2 separate regions of the Homo sapiens genome follow, and region 1 is linked to region 2. A link is a loop called in an ENCODE intact Hi-C map of the cell type or tissue named here. Cell type or tissue: PC-3. All regions are shown on one strand. Each heading gives the region's core, and the rest is flanking DNA. Links, peaks and the distances in the headings are about the cores only.

The links. Hi-C counts contacts between places; a loop is a spot of excess contacts. Peaks named below come from ENCODE experiments on the same cell type or tissue, not always from the same donor. Only the 100,000 strongest peaks of a DNase experiment are listed, where the experiment ranks them.
Region 1: it touches region 2 in a loop (13-fold over the local background); 9 of 110 quality-filtered maps call a loop at or near these places.

The regions. Positions count from the first base shown.
Region 1 is chr21:15,058,133-15,061,054 of GRCh38, forward strand. The region is part of intron 1 of NRIP1 (nuclear receptor interacting protein 1); the gene reads right to left. Among named protein-coding and RNA genes, the nearest start is that of NRIP1, 5.4 kb to the right of the region's middle. RefSeq lists an enhancer at 761-810. In PC-3, for the core only: no CTCF peak of the experiment used is centred there; a DNase peak (open chromatin) is centred at 1,049; H3K4me3 peaks cover 2,500 bases; H3K27ac peaks cover 2,500 bases.
Region 2 is chr21:15,551,730-15,554,651 of GRCh38, forward strand. The region is part of intron 2 of LOC105369302 (a long non-coding RNA gene); the gene reads right to left. Among named protein-coding and RNA genes, the nearest start is that of USP25, 180 kb to the right of the region's middle. In PC-3, for the core only: a CTCF peak has its summit at 1,571 (motif pointing left); no DNase peak of the experiment used is centred there.

The sequences.
Region 1 (2,922 bases), core at 100-2,599, 490 kb before region 2:
GGGGGAGATAAAAGGGCTTTCCTTTTATCTGTATCATCTTGATTTAGTAGCAGAACCTAAACTCGAAAAATAAACGTGGAATAACAGGAATACTATTTTTTAACATGTTTTTCAAAAATCAAACCTGAGCCTACATAACCCATTGTGCAAACAGTCCCTTTAGGAGAAAAACTGCAACTGTGATTAATTTCTCTCAAGAATATTTATTTCCCATTTGGAGAGTTTCACATGTTTCCAAACATATTTTCTTGATGTCCTCCATGTCATTGTGTATTCTCTCCTTCCCTTAATTTGTTTCTTTTCCAGTGTATAAATCTATTGCTCTATTATAGATTATTATAATATAAACTCATAAATTCAGGAATTTAAAAAAAATCTTTAAAAGCATGCTTCTCAGAAATCATTACACTCTGTTAAACACTTGCTATCTCTCAACTTCTAGATAGATTCCTCAAGAGAGAAGTCCTTTTTTCATTCTGAACTTCTAATTCTCAAATTTTGATTGTGTCCTGTTAGTTACCAAACACACCATTATACTACTACTCTCATTTCAATATTGTACATAAACGATTCCCCATCTTACTAATGAAATGCTTTTTTAAAGCAGTAACATATTTAACATGTGCACATGTTATGAAGAGTATAGGCAAACTCAACTATTAAAAACATGTAACTATAAGGAAAGCCATCTTAGACACTATATGTGACTACAGCTAAGCTTTTCTCTTAAGTATCTAAAGCAAATCACCAGACTTTTACATAGTACCCTCACATAGCTAGATAAGAAAGTAAAAGTAAAATAATGAAAGCAGACTCTAAACAGCAGAAGCTCCAAACTCCTTAGTTTCTCTGTTGTGCTCAATCCTTTAGCAAATTACAGGCCTGAAAACAAGGAGTAGCTCTATCACTTAACAAGTGACTAAGGAATGACTTTGTTAATTAGAAGTCCAAGGGTGAGAGGCTCCTTTCCACCAAAGCTCTGAATAAACATCAACATCAGGTCAACCAGAGTTGTCTTGGTCCCAGGAGTAGCTTAAGCGGATGACTCAAATTCCCAGCAGAATTCTAGTTTAATATTTATTGGAACTCCGAGCTTAGTCACACAGTGACTTGGAATTTAAGACACATGGGGTCTCTTCTTTCCATCCTTAAAGATATTTTTGCTAAGTGACACAAAGTTAAAGAGGCAAGATGGGTTTTAATTTAGAGTTTTTATTCCCTGAGGTGTAAGAAATTAAAATTTTATTTTCTGGGGAGAGTGAACCATACTAGCTCTGAATTTCAAACACAACTATTAACCCTGTCAGATAATTCTATTATCAAGTTTTACAAAACTGTTTACTATTATTATTTTTTTTTGCTACCCCAGCCCTATGTATTGAAAGTGGAAAGAAGGAAGGGAGGGAAGGAGGGAAGGAGAGAGGGAGAATGGATGAATGGATGTATGTCACAATCACCTTTCTAGCCAAAACTGCAACATATGCTGGAGTTCTTGAAATTATTTCAACCAAAAAAAGAATCACAGGACTCATAATTTGTTTAGCAGGTAATTATTTGCCCCATTATCTTCAAGAACAATCTATCTTAAAACTGTGTATAGCTTTTTAAGAAATCTTAATACTAAGAGGATCCTTTTTTTCATAACCCCAAAGAGTGTTTTCTTCCTCTATTTTTGAATTGCCAGCCTTCTCAATTCTTTAAATCTGATTCACATTATACTACTTTTAGAGTTCTAGGCTAAATGTTTATCCATAGCATGATTCAAGGTATTAATTTCAACAAAATACTAATATAATGATAAAATGTATCACATTTATTTTCAACTCTTTCCTATTCTTCTGATTTAAGAACTTAAAGAAAAATATTTTATGTTTCGGGTGCATTTTGATAAGCTAAAATACCACAACTTTTGTAATTCTTCATTTGTAATATTTGCAAGATAGTGTAGGGATCAATTTGAATTTCAAGGTTCATGATATAGAGTATGTACCATAACAGTGAGAAAAGTTAGTATAAATTCCTACTCATCTCAGTTTCTATATTTATTGCAACAAATTAAAACTGCATTTCATAACTCGTAGTAAAACAAAAGGAAAGTTCTGTTTTAAATAAACTCCAACCTTCAGAATCCTATACATTCAGTATCCATCAACCTGAACACTAAATTTCAAGAAAAAACAACAGATGGGCATCCATATAATAGTTTGCAAAGAAACCCTGATAAGACTTCAGGAGTTTCTGTGGTCTCTATTTTCCCCCTACCATGAATCATAGGTAATGTGCTTAAATAAAGCATTATTTCTGCAGTTATTTACATGTTTATCTTTATCAGAGATCCTATAAAAGAATTATCCAGTTCACCACCCAAACTTTAGCACTCAGAACACGGTTTTCCCTGTTGATGAAGACCCTTGTAAAATTCCAGATCTTAAAAGATTAAAGAAAATGTGATCTAATATTAATTCATTTTCCTCCAAAGTATAACTCCTGATTCCATGCTGGTACCCAATTTTGATCCTCTACTTTAAAGATATCTCAGAGACATTCAAAACAAAGTGTGAACATGCACAAAAGGGGAACTTGTCGTTTCTCTCCCTCAAACAACCACTATTTATATAATATTGCTGGCCTCCTAAAAGAGAATAGAATCCATTACCATCAGCAATTCATGTCTCTGCTTCAGCATCAGATGCAAACAGGATACAGAAACTAGATCTCTCTCCTCCATTTACTTTTTGTTCATTCCAACCTCTCGACATAATCTTCAGTTCCATTCCAATGGCCTGTTTCACCATCTGACACTCCTGGTTTTTACCTTCTCAAGTCTTAGTGGCCATAGTGGTGTTACATTTCTCTAATTGTTGTGTTATCTAAATACTACAGGATGAGCCTGCTCATTCCCCCTCCCCCAAAAGTCCCTGA
Region 2 (2,922 bases), core at 94-2,593:
ATATTTTTATAATGTTTTCCTGCTTTGAAAGTCTTTTTTCACCCCATCTTTATACCTCTAAATTCTACCTATATTCAAGGTCTTTTGCAAATCCTATTTTTTTCATAAATTCTTCCCTGATCTTTCCAACTGAATTATTGGGGAACCCCCACTCTATTTACATAGATCTTTTATTGCTATAGTCTTCTCACAGTTTATCAGTCAGGTGCAGTCAGAAAAAAACAGAAACCACACTAGGGACTCCAACAAGGAGGATTTAATATAGGGGCTGGTTATACAGATGTTTGAGGGATGAAAGAGCAACAGAAAACACTAAAGGTTAGCATGAAATAACAAGCAGCTATTTCTCATACAGCTGGAAGAATAAAAAAAGAAGAGGTTAGACTATTAAAGCTTAGGATCTCACAAAAGAGGACTTACATAACTGTGACTTGGATTTTTTTTTTTTTCAAAAAACAGGGTCTTGCTCTGTCACCCAGGGTGGGTGGCATTGGCATGAACATAGTTCATTGCAGCCTTGAAATCCTGGGCTCAAAAGACCCTCCTGTCTCAGCCTCCTGAGTAGCTAGGACTACAGGCAGGCATCAGCACACCTGGCTAATTATTATTATCATTATTTTATTTTGTAGACAGTGTCTCACTATATTGTCAGGTTGATCTCCAACTCCCAGCCTCATGCTATCTTCCTGCTTCTGCCTCACTGGGATTTCAGGCATAAGCCAACACAACTGGCAGGACTCAAACTTCTAAAGAGTAGGCAATGCTTGACGGTGGTTAGTTCTTATGAAGGAGAGCAACAAACTGGTTTGGGAATTTGAAGGCAGTTGGACATTGAAACCAACTGGCACTCTTAAGATAACTGTTTCTGCAGGGATGAAATGTTATTGCTGGAGAAAGCTGTCACCATGCAGGTGAGAGCAAGAATAACAAACAGGAAACAGGAGGTCCTTCCTCCTTTCTTCCTGTGTTCCAGTCACTCTAGTGTTTCTTGGTAGAACCCAACAGGAGGCCAGCTGGCAAATAAATCAGGGAAATGTTTGCTGTGTCTTTAGCCACAGAATGGTAAGGCATTCTGGAAGACAAGTGAGGAAAGTTTTCTGAGGTGGCAATTCCTTCTGTAGCTTTAAATTTTTATCATATAGAAGTCAAAGGCCAGGTGCGGTGGCTCACGCCTGTAATCCCAGCACTTTGGGAGGCCAAGGCGAGCAGATCACTTGAGGTCTGGAGTTCAAGACCAGCCTGGCCTATATGGTGAAACCCCTTCTCTACTAAAAATACAAAAATTAGCCAATGTGGTGGTGGGCATCTGTAATCCCAGCTACCACTGAAGGCCACTAGAGTCATCCAAAGCATGTTGGTGCAACAGGATCCATATTTGCCAGAGGGATCTCTCTCAAGACCTTGGCAAGGCCAGACTCCACAGTGGGAGATTCCCCTCCACAGACACTGAAATGTCTTTGAAAATTGCAACAGTTCATTTTCTCTCTTGCTCGATGATTTCTTGTGTCATTCCAACTTTATAGCTTATGCAATTTACTTTTTTCTCTCTCTCTTTTCAAAGAAGAGAGATCCCTCTAGTGGTTTGAGTGAGTCTCTGTTTTTCAGTAACCAGAGAGAACATGGAGAGAGAGCTCTTTTAATTTCCAAAGAGCTATGAGAGTTGATGAGCTGGGAGGAGAAAGAGATGAGCTGCAATAATAGGAGACACAAAGAAGCATGACTTGATGACGCTCATACAGTACCTTTCTTTGCTGTGCTGGCAGCAATCAAGGAATTTTATGAACCTTTAGAGACTTGTAAGATCCTTGCTACTGGTTTATCAGGATCTTTCTGATTATCATTTATGATTTATTCCCATTTTCTCATTCCTGTTATTTCAGTTCATTTTTCCGCTATCTGCATTGCTTTTGGAGGACGCAAATTCCCCTCACATAATTGCCAAGTCCATGTACAGTTTCCATGCATGATTCTATATGGAAGTAGTTGATGAAAAAGAGTTGGTTAGCATGCTAATCAGTGTATTAGAAGGAAAGACTCAAGAAAATCCATTTGCATTTCTGGTTTTGTGAATTTTACTTCATTACAATGAGAGAGGAGGGTGACGGGATGGGCCACTTTCTCTCTCTTCAATTCTAATGAAGCAGCTGGAAAGATTTAAAAAATCATTCTGCATAGTCAAAGTCAATTAAAAGAAGAACACTAGCAACCTGCAATTATTTATATTTTTTTAAAAAGATGCTTGATATTTAATTGGCTAAATAAAGTCTGCCTATATATCAGTAACATTTTAACTAAGAATCCCACTGCAGACATTTAGCCAAAGTAGCTAACATGTTTGATATTCCAGCTTTGAAGGGTTGGTTGGTTAAGCCTAAGGATATACTTTCTGTCCCCTCCAACAATGACCAAGTGGAAGATCTTAAGAATGGGTCTAGTTTCTTCCTGGTTTAGTCTTGGGAGGGTGTATGTGTCAAGGAACAGGCTCTGAAATTGTGGCAATAATCAATAGCTTACCAACCAAAAAGAGTCCAGGACCAGATGGATTCACAGCCGAATTCTACCAGAGGTACAAGGAGGAACTGGTACCATTCCTTCTGAAACTATTCCAATCAATAGAAAAAGAGGGAATCCTCCCTAACTCATTTTATGAGGCCAGCATCATCCTGATACCAAAGCCGGGCAGAGACACAACCAAAAAAGAGAATTTTAGACCAATATCCTTGATGAACATTGATGCAAAAATCCTCAATAAAATACTGGCAAACCGAATCCAGCAGCATATCAAAAAGCTTATCCACCATGATCAAGTGGGCTTCATCCCTGGGATGCAAGGCTGGTTCAATATACGCAAATCAATAAATGTAATCCAGCATATAAACAGAACCAAAGACAAAAACCACATGATTATCTCAATAGATGCAG